2 separate regions of the Homo sapiens genome follow, and region 1 is linked to region 2. A link is an interaction called in ENCODE POLR2A ChIA-PET data of the cell type or tissue named here. Cell type or tissue: A673. All regions are shown on one strand.

Region 1 (5,000 bases), 190 kb before region 2:
ACCCTTGAGACTTGAAAAACTGCAGCAACATTGGATCTGTGTTGAGCCTCTGTGCAACTGTCTTTGCAACCTAAGACACAGAAAGGAAGGTTCACATTTTGGGGAAAAATTGAAACTTGGTCATAAACTTCATGCTTAATTACTTAAAATGTGCCATGAGCAGCCTGAATTTAAATTCCCTAGAAATTTATTAAACAGGAATAAACTATATTATTCCTTAATGAATCACCATGGGAGTAGCATATCTGATGAAGATAACTTTGGAAAGGGTTTTCACTTTTAATGGTGAGGTCTACAGGTTCTTTTCTGATGGCGATTATTCTAGCTCCCAAGGCAGAGAGCCTGAATCCATCAGTGGGAGATTTCCTCGGGCATAGCCCCTTCTGAACCAAAACCATGAGATAGCTTCTTCAACAAGCATTTTAAGAAAGAAATTTGTCTTTCTGGAGTGGGATCTGAAGAGGAAAGGAGCATTTATTAAATACCTGAAAATAATTCATTCTATTTGATAACGTAACCACAAATCCAGGATCATTAGGGATTGTTTTATCACAGAAAATGACATCAACGCGGTGGTAGAGATCTCGGAAATACTCCTTTGCGGTGGGTAATTCACTGTTATCATTTTCAGGGTCATCCCTGGTGGAGGGAGAAAGTTTGCAGTCTGAATCAAAGTCCATGGCAGGGGGTAGCTGGTAAAAATGGCATCATCTTTTACACAACAGTGACACCAACAGGCTCTCTTGCAAGATAAATTCAGGTTCCCCTTTGAGGGGGCCAGGCATCTGCCTGAGCTCCCTCTGTAAGCGAGGCAAGTATGCATGGGGATGCACTGAGCCAGGCGCAATGTAGTGGCTTTACATTCTCATCCCACTACAAAACAAAACCCCCTTAGGTAACAGCACCTGCTCTCCTCTACAGGAGCAGACCCAGACGCAGTGTCTTGCCCACAGACCTGACAGGTGGTGGAGCCCAGTCTCTGACCGTGAGTCAGGAAATCTGGGCTTTCGTGTGCCATCGAGCCACTTTCAGACACTGAGTGTCTAAGACCAAAGACTGGCTGGTTTACATGAAGACAGACTGAAATGAATTACCCAAGTAGGTACATTCTAAGGAGTTTCGATTTCATAAATCTCAGGGGAAGGAAGCAATTGTTCCCACTCTACTAATAGTTGCCACGTGCACTTGAGACATTTTAAGGAATTTTTAAGAAATTGAGAAGAGCTTTATGAGATGAAAATGTTCACCACACCTAATTTCAAAACCCAGAGAAAGCCTCTCAACAGTTACATTAAAAAAAACAAAAACAAAAACGTGGCTCGGGATCTAGGTACAAATGTTTCTTGGTTCTACAACTTAAAAAAATCCTGAAATTAGTACAAAGTGATACAATCCTTCACAAAGTACATACTTCTGAAATACTATGATGTCACCATCCATTAGTTCATCAAGGGCTTTATCAAGAGACACGTCATAGTCCTGAATTCTCTCTGTTAAATTCGGTTTAACTTCCTACAGTGAAAGATATAAAATTGTTACACTGCAAGTTTGTCTAACGTTTAATATGGCCAGATAGTCTTCCATGTACTTAAGTATTTTCTCTACACCCAATTCTATCCACCTTTTAAGTTAAAATGTTAACAGGAAAAGCTAAATGAATAAATCCACAAATATGTAACAATCAGATTTGATTCTACAACAGGTAAAAAAAAAAAATTCACAAATCTAAATATGTCATTCTCAAGATCATCTGAGGCCCTGAGTTAGCTGGTAGACCTAACACTGTAACAAATTCGGGGTAAAAAGAACAAACAAAACCCTCCACAAACTACTAAGAATATACTAATTATGGAAAAATAAACCATCCAAACCTCATAGAGGATAAGGCTAGTATCTTGAATAAATCCTGCTCTGTCACACATAACTGGGAGCAAGTCACCTAGGAGAAAGAAGATATTTTAAATGTGTAGCTGTAATGTACTGAGCAAAATCTACTCAGAAGGTAAGTGCACGAAGGACTTACGTATTTTACAGGATATTGGTGTGTAGATATGCCCACAGTAATTCAAGCTCCGCGTTTTGGGATCATACATCTTCAAAAATAACATTACATCATCTACAAGGTTAATAAACAAGTTTTGTTAAGATCCAAACACTCAGCACAATGCTTAAAAAACAAAAAAACAAACAAACAAAAAAACGAAAAAAAAAAAACAGTAAGCTGAATAGCTCAATGACAAGTGAAATGACAGCTTAAGGTACCTAAAAGTTACTTCAGATGTGGCTTATTCACGAAGCTGAGGCTATTACCGCTGAGTTTCCAAACATCAGACCCATGGAAACCCACTACATTTAGACAGTCAAGACGGTACTGAGTGCAGCAAACTTAGAATTCCTAGTTCTGAGACCTGGACTGACTGGCTGGAAGAGCGTTGCCACGGGAAGATTGCGCATGGTCTTGTGTCTTTGCCAGAAGTGACCACTCACAGCAATAAAAGTCTGTCATTTTATAGCAAGGGTCAGCAAATTCCGATCCACCTGTTTTGTCGATAAAGTTGTACTGGAAGACAGCCAGCTCGTTCATTTATATAGTCTTTGTGGCCGCCTTAGTACAGACAGAAAGGCCTGAAACGCCTGAGATATTGCCTATGTGGTCCCTGACAGACAACGTTTGCAACCCTGCTCTTTAGGATCTGACCAACGTGATTAGCACAGCACAGCAGCTGAGACTGAAGACAGAACAGGACGGCCCCACGTGGCTGCTACTGTCTCCGGGCCTCACAGGAAACTCGCAGCCAAGTCAGTCTTATTTGACTTCATCAGGAAGTCTAGTGAGCTTTTGTGGAATTGATCAACACATCTTTCTGCAAGGGAAGAAGGCTTAACCCTGTGTGTTTAGAACAACAATCCAGGAATCCAACGCTACTGCTCTAAGTGCAGGCAGGCGTCTCGTGGGCACTTACGATCTTTATCAAACTTGGGTAAGGTCGCTCCACTAGCAGCCAGCTCGGGATCAACTGTTTCCAGGAATATTGTCCAAGGGTTTTCATTATCACTGAGCTCAATCATCTATTTCCAAAAGAGACGCTGATTTTAGAAGAGTCTAATGGCTTAGGTGACAGAGCGAAAAACTACAGTCAAGTATTGAAGAAAACGTCCAATTCTAGTTAAGTGGACCAAAAGGGAAACAAGCTGCACTAAGTGCAGAGGACTAACGCCTTCTGCACGGTTCCAAACCAGATACGCTATTAACAATATTTACTGTTTTATTGCCGTCGGCTTCATTATCTAACATTGCTGGTCGTTTTGTTCCATTACTCCTTGCTTGCATGGGCCACAATCGAATTTGATCTTGTGGAAATCCCTGAAAAAAATATTAAGAGTAGATTAAAATAAAAACACGCTCATATTTTAGTCCTCTATATTACACACACATATGTATATACATATACATATATATATATAGTCAATGTTAAGACTGTGATCGTAGGCCAGGTGCTGTGGCTCTCGCCTGTAATCCCAGCACTTTCGGAGGCCGAGGCAGGTGGATCACGAGGTCGGGAGTTCAAGACCAGCCTGGCCAACATGGTGAACTCTCGTCTCTACTAAAAATACAAAAATCAGCTGGGCCTGGTGACGGGTGCCTGTAATCCCAGCTACTTGGGAGGCTGAGGCAGGAGAATTGCTTGAAACCAAAAGGCGGAGGTTGCAGTGAGCCAAGATCGCGCCACTGGGCAACAAGAGTGAAACTCTGTCTCAAAAAAAAAGAAAAAAAGACTGTGATTCTAAGAAAAAGAATTCTAATTCTTCCCCGGTTGATTTGGACAACTGTGACTTATCCTTCAGGATCGAATGCCCATTTACAAAAATAAAGAGGGGGTAGGGGTGCAGGGAGTGGAGTGGGAGATGAGGAAAAGGGGTGAAAACATGTCTGCAAAATCCTGTGGGTTCCCCTGTGCAGGAGTCAGGGGCTCAATGGTTTTCTTGCACTTTCTCAGGCAGGAAATGTTCCTGGGTCACACTCCTCACTGTTAGGCAGTGGCTGGACACAGCACCTACCCCCAAAGGCAATCAGTATTTTCTAGTGACACGGAAGGAAGGTGGACGTTGGGAGCCACGGTGGGGTATATCCACGGGACCGGTACGCACCATGGTCTGAGAGAGGCTCTGAACAAACTCAGCAAGCGAGGAGTTCTTCAATACTTTGAACACAGTGTATTTCACTTTTTCTTCATCGTACATGTCATTCCCTTGGTGGCCACAAAACTGGTCCTCTGCGACTATCTGAAAATATGTATGAAAGCACAGAAAAGACTTGACAACTGACAAAAAATGAGTCCACACTGAACACATTTAAACACTAAAACGCTGAAAACTCATTTTTTGTTCCAAAGAAACTTCTTCAGAAGACCAATGAAGAAAAACCGCATAAAATGACCAAAACCTAAATCAGGTATTTATTTAGAAAAGGAGGCTGTGGGCAGGGCACGGTGGCTCATGCACTTTGGGAGGCCGAGGCGGGCGGATCACCTGAGGTCAGGAGTTCCGAGACCAGCCTGACCAACACGGAGAAACCCTGTCTCTACTAAAAATACAAAATTAGCTGGGTGTGGTGGCACATGCCTGTAATCCCAGCTACTAGGAAGGCTGAGGCAGGAGAATCACTTGAATCCAGGAGGCAGAGGTTGAGGTGAGCAGAGATCGCGCCACTGCACTCAAGCCTGGGCAACAAGAGTGAAACTCTGTCTCAAAAAAAAAAAAAAAGGAAAAGAAAAAAGAAAAGGAGACTGTGTTTCACTGCAATAACTTAACTCACCTATAAATTGGACCTAGCTAGACAGCCAACGGTGAGATGACCTCCTCCCTTTCTCCAACCCCCTCAGTACTTTTTGAAGCAACCTGACGTGCACTTAATCACTTCTCTGTCTGGTGGCCTGACTTCTGACAACCAAGTCTTTACTCCTGAACTGGCTCTGCCCGCCACCAACAGGGCCAGGTGT
Region 2 (5,000 bases):
ATAAGAATGTGCAAATGGCCGCAGCATCTTGTAGGAAAAAATATCTCCTTGTGAGATTTCTTGAGTAGACTACAGTTTTTTGGGACAGTAATTTGAGAACTGGTAACAAAGTGGTGAAAAGAAACGCTAACTTTAGGGAATGAGGAACTGTAATAATAATAGTCCAGTCTTACTGAAAAAAGGGAAACATGGTTAAATAGTGCCTCAGTGGTTAGCTTTGATTTTATATAGCTGTTTGTTAAATTGTGACTGAGTAAATTGCTTCAACATCTATCAGTGCTGACGGTCTTGAACGTTTTGGAATGGCTCTTGGTTTTGTCCAAAAACAGAATTTTGAAATAATACTTAATTAAAAAAAAGGTTTCTGGGAGTGTAATTTACATACAGTAAAATCACTGTTTTAGGATATATACTTTGATTTTTTTTTTTTAAGAAGTAGAATATATCTATCACCCCCACCTCCCAGTCCCTGGCAGTCACTGATTTGATTGCTGTTTTTTCTCCTCCATCATGTCCTAAATAGAATGGTGCAGTCCTTGTAGCCTATTGTGTCTGGCTTGTTCCAGTTACTATGATAAGGTTCACCCATCGAGTTCGCATTGCAGGTGTGCATAGTTCAGTGCCTTTTGATTGGCTAGTATTACTCTATGGTGTGGCAGTACCATGGTTTATTCTTTTGCTTTTGTTGGTATTGCTTTGTGCTTGAAGGGGAAGGCAACACATTTTTAGTGTTTTTATGTGCCAGGTTCTTAGCCTAGGCCGTATAAAATGGGATTGTCCTCTGGCTTTGGTCCTGTTGGGTTCTTGTAGAATGTGTCCCTTTAGGACTAACCTAGCAGTTTTCGTTAGTGCTAACTTTTCGTGTAAGAAGATGGGTTCAGCAGTTGAACTCTGAAATAATCCTTAATTTGATTACTTCATTTAAAAATGTTTACAATTTGTTTGTTTTCCTGCTCAGAAAACTTAAGGAGGAACATTAATTTTATTTTTAGAAAACATCACATATGATTCTTGGATTATTGTAAATGCTAGATTGTTAGTCTGAACTAGTTTTATTTTGTACCTTGTTTCTGTACAGTGAAAACACATCCCTTGCCTAATAGAAATGGTAAGTTGTGTCTTGTGGAATTTGATAGTGCAACGTTTTCTTATTTGATTCAAGGAGTGTGTGGATAATACTCTGGATAGCCTCACACTTTTTCTTTTTCAGGGTGTGGTCTTTAGAGAACAGGCATACAGCTGTAGGAATAATTGGTTACCTTAAATAGAACCAATAAAATTAGCAAGGTGGTGTCACAAGTGCATGCAGCAGTAAGTAGTACTAAATTTAAATGATATTGGTTATAGTTCTGATTAAATATTTAAATATAATTTAAGGGGGGAAAAATTTGGTGGATACTTCTAAGTGGGCAGCAGGCAGCATTCCTGTATTTTGTATAATATCTGACAAGGTAAAAATGGCTTATTGTGCAGCCTGGGGACAATTTGGCACTCCTACCAGCTTCTTGATAACTACCAAGAAGTTCATTAGGTGTTTATCTCAATCCTGACCTTCATTAAGAAGGTCAGGATTGAGATTAAAAACCCAGCAGAGGGTCGCTTTTAGTTGTCAGAGGGCTTTTGAAAAGTTGAAAATTGAGTTAATTGGTTTGGTTGGAATGTGGCTAGAAGGATTTGGAAGATAATGTAAATGTAAGTTGAACTTCAGCAAGGACAGAATTCAATAAAATGGAGTGGGTGGTTACCTCTACTGTAAATAGTAGGGTCAGACTTGTCTTCCCCTTTCCAAAAAAGGAAGGAAGCCAAAATACTGACTGCTGGTTTTTGATTTGATAAATGCAAAGAGGATGGTGTTTCTTCAATATTCAGTAGTATCCTTAGATCAGTATATTTTTTGATTCCTGGAACTAAAGAAGGGGAGTAAAAAATCATTTTAATCTGGCTAGGGTTGATGTTTACCCAGTGTCATTGTGAGTTGGAGTCTACTGCCACATTGCCTGAGTTCAGATCTTGGCTCTGTTACTTCTTACCTTTATGGTCCTGGAGACAGTGAAGCCAGGTGTTAATTCACCATTGTGCTCCTTGACTTAATTAACTTAAATAGGGATAACTACCACAGATTCTAGTACAAGCTCTTAGCTTTGTGCCTGGCATAGTGAGTGCTCTGGCATTCATTGTGTTGGTGGTCAAGTTTTAAGTATTTTTTGGATTTTTCTCAATGTGGGCAGTGCTTAAAATGAAGGGAAGTAATAATAGTTTATTTTCTGTCTTTTTAAAAATTTTTTTTGTGTTGAAATAAACTCTGGTGTGTATTTCCTTCTTCATCTTCTTTCCCTAATTGGAGTAAATGTAAGTAGAATTGACAGGTGGGAAAAATAGTCTGATGCCCTTAAGTCCTCACTTTTGATACATCTTGATGCCAAGCCCTCTTTATATGTCTCACTTCAGTGTGGCCATTTTGGACTCGTACACTAAAGGAGAACTGAGCATAACTGTAAATGTGTGGGCCAAGTGGCAGGTGACTTAGAAACAAATGGCCAGAAATCATATTCTACCTGGAGACTGGTGGAGCTGGTTTGTGACTCACTTGGCTGCAAAAAATTATTACTGAGTTTGAGACTTTGTTCAAAATACCTTAGTGTGGATTACAGTGAGAAACCCTAAGCATTAAATTTCTATTTAACTTTTCATGCCTGTAATCCCAGCACTTTGGGAGGCTGAGGCAGGAGGATTGCTTGGGGCAATATAGTGAGATCCCGTGTCTTAAAATTTTTTTTTAATGAAAAAATTGTAGCTTTGTCAGAAGCAGTAGCCTCAGTTATACATAATACTTATTTTTTATAATAGACTGCTTTTTTTGTGTGTAGCTCTTATTTTTTTTCCTTTTTTGGAGACGAAGTCTCGCTCTTGTCCCCCAGGCTGGAGTGCAATGGCGTGATCTCGGCTCACTGCAACCGCCTCCCTGGTTCAAGCGATTCTCCTGCCTCAGCCTCCCCAGTAGCTGGGATTACAGGCGCCTGCCACCACACCAGGCTACTTTTTGTATGTTTAGTAGAGACGGGGTTTCACCATGTTGGCCAGGCTGGTCTTGAACTCCTGACCTCAGGTGATCCGCCCGCCTTGGCCTCCCATAATGGTGGGATTACAGGCGTGAGCCACCGCGCCTGGCTCTTTTTTTTTTTTTTTCTTTTGAGACAGGGTCTCATTCTGTCACCCAGGTGGGAGTGCAGTGGTGCTGTCTCAGCTCACTGTAACCTCCACCTTCCAGGCTCAAGTGATCCTCCCACCTCAGCCACTGAGTAGCTGGGACCACAGGCACCCATCACCATGCCCAGCTAAGTTTTTGTATTTTTGGTAGAGATGAGGTTTTGCCATGTTGCCCAGGCTGGTCTCCTGAGCTCAGGCGATCCACCTGCCTCAGCCTGCCAAAGTGCCGGGATTATAACTGTGAGCCACCATACCCAGCCTGTGTGTAGTTTTTCTGTGAAAGAATATGTTGGTTGCAAGTATGAGAAAACACAAGTTGGGCTGGCTTTAGCTGTATGGCCATGTATTGGCTCCTCTGACTTAAAAGGCCACAGTAGGATTGACTTAATTGAGCAGCCCAGGCTCCCCTGCTCTGTTCTCCCCTGTGTGCACTCGCACACTTTGTTATCAGGCTGGCTTCATTATGTTGGCAGAATGGCTTGTGGCTCACATCTTAGAGCCACTCAGTAAAGCTTAGAAGAGCCTAAAAATGACTTCTGTCATCTCTTGGCCATAACGGGGTCACTTGCTTACCCACAACCATTAATAGGGGTACATAGGGTTATGCACATGAGTTGAGAGCTAAGCCACAACCCCTTGAGCAAATGTGGAGGGAGCTTCTCTCGAAACATGGTTGCTATCTAAACAAAAACCTGGAGTGCTTTTAGGAAGGGGAGGACAAGGATTGGATGCCAGGCAGGCAACAAACAGTGGTTATTAAGATGCTCCCCCAGGGCTGGGGCGGGGGCTCACGCCTGTAATCCTAGCACTTTGGGAGGCTGAGGCGGAAGGATCATTTGAGGTCGGGAGTTTGAGACCAGCCTGACCAACATGGAGAGAAACCGTATCTCTACTAAAAATAAAAGATTAACTGGGCATTGTGGTGCATGCCTGTAATCCCAGCTAACTCGGAAGGCTGAGGCAGAAGAATTGCTTGAACCTGGGAGGCGGAGGTTGTGGTGAGCCGAGATCAGGCCATTGCACTCCAGCCTGGGCAGCAAGAGCGAAAATCCATCACACACACACACAAAATATTATCCCCCTGGTTCCTGGTCCTTTGTTTTGTGTGCTAGGTGAAGATTAAGTAAATACATAAGTAGCTAGGAGGTGTGCTTATTTTTGGATGCCACTTCCTTAGGGAATACGATTGGGAACAGTTTTATTTTGGCTGTGACTTAGATTGTTACATTCCTAAAGAAACAGTACATTTTCTTTACTGGTTGGAGTGCCAGGGCTCACACCTGTAGTCCAGCACTTGAGGCTGAGGGGAGAGGTTCTCTTGAGATCTTGAGGCTAGGAGTTTGAGATCAGGCTGGGCAACATAGTGAGACCCTGCCTCTACCCTTCCTCCCAAAAAAGAATAAAATATTTTTCTGTGTGGTGGACTGGCTAGTGCAAATTTAATTCTTAAGTTTAAAAATCACGTAGTCAGTAGTATTTCTTTAGAAGTGTTGCTTTGATGTAGCATTGTGCTCTTATGGTTTGTAGATTGTCTGCAATTGAGAGATGGCTTCTCATTTGAGGAAGAGAGGTCACAGAGGGAACTCTGTCAATGAACTTTGGACACAAGGCCCTTTGAACTTCAGTTCCTTGTTACAAACTTGCGATACCTGCTCTAATTCACATGAATCAATGTGTATCAAAAAGCTATAAGTAGAGTAATCTGATTAATTTTATGCAGTTATGTAAGAAAGTTATGATTTGGTCTTCAGAATCAATATAATTCTTTGCCCTCTGCCCCCACCCCAGCCCGT

What was found. Peaks named below come from ENCODE experiments on the same cell type or tissue, not always from the same donor. Only the 100,000 strongest peaks of a DNase experiment are listed, where the experiment ranks them.
Region 1: POLR2A ChIA-PET joins it to region 2 with 6 read pairs; 11 of 35 experiments call an interaction of 5 or more read pairs at or near these places.

What each region holds. Positions count from the first base shown.
Region 1 is chr16:8,899,119-8,904,118 of GRCh38, forward strand. USP7 (ubiquitin specific peptidase 7) reads right to left here. Exons shown (of 31, transcript NM_003470.3): 16 at 4,150-4,284; 17 at 3,263-3,364; 18 at 2,964-3,069; 19 at 2,024-2,116; 20 at 1,872-1,939; 21 at 1,412-1,512; 22 at 486-639; 23 at 3-70. Among named protein-coding and RNA genes, the nearest start is that of LITAFD, 19 kb to the left of the region's middle. RefSeq lists an enhancer at 4,730-5,000. In A673, no CTCF peak of the experiment used is centred here; no DNase peak of the experiment used is centred here.
Region 2 is chr16:9,094,070-9,099,069 of GRCh38, forward strand. The region is part of intron 2 of HAPSTR1 (HUWE1 associated protein modifying stress responses); the gene reads left to right. Among named protein-coding and RNA genes, the nearest start is that of HAPSTR1, 4.9 kb to the left of the region's middle. RefSeq lists an enhancer at 3,167-3,666. In A673, no CTCF peak of the experiment used is centred here; no DNase peak of the experiment used is centred here; H3K4me3 peaks cover 2,258 bases; H3K27ac peaks cover 1,125 bases.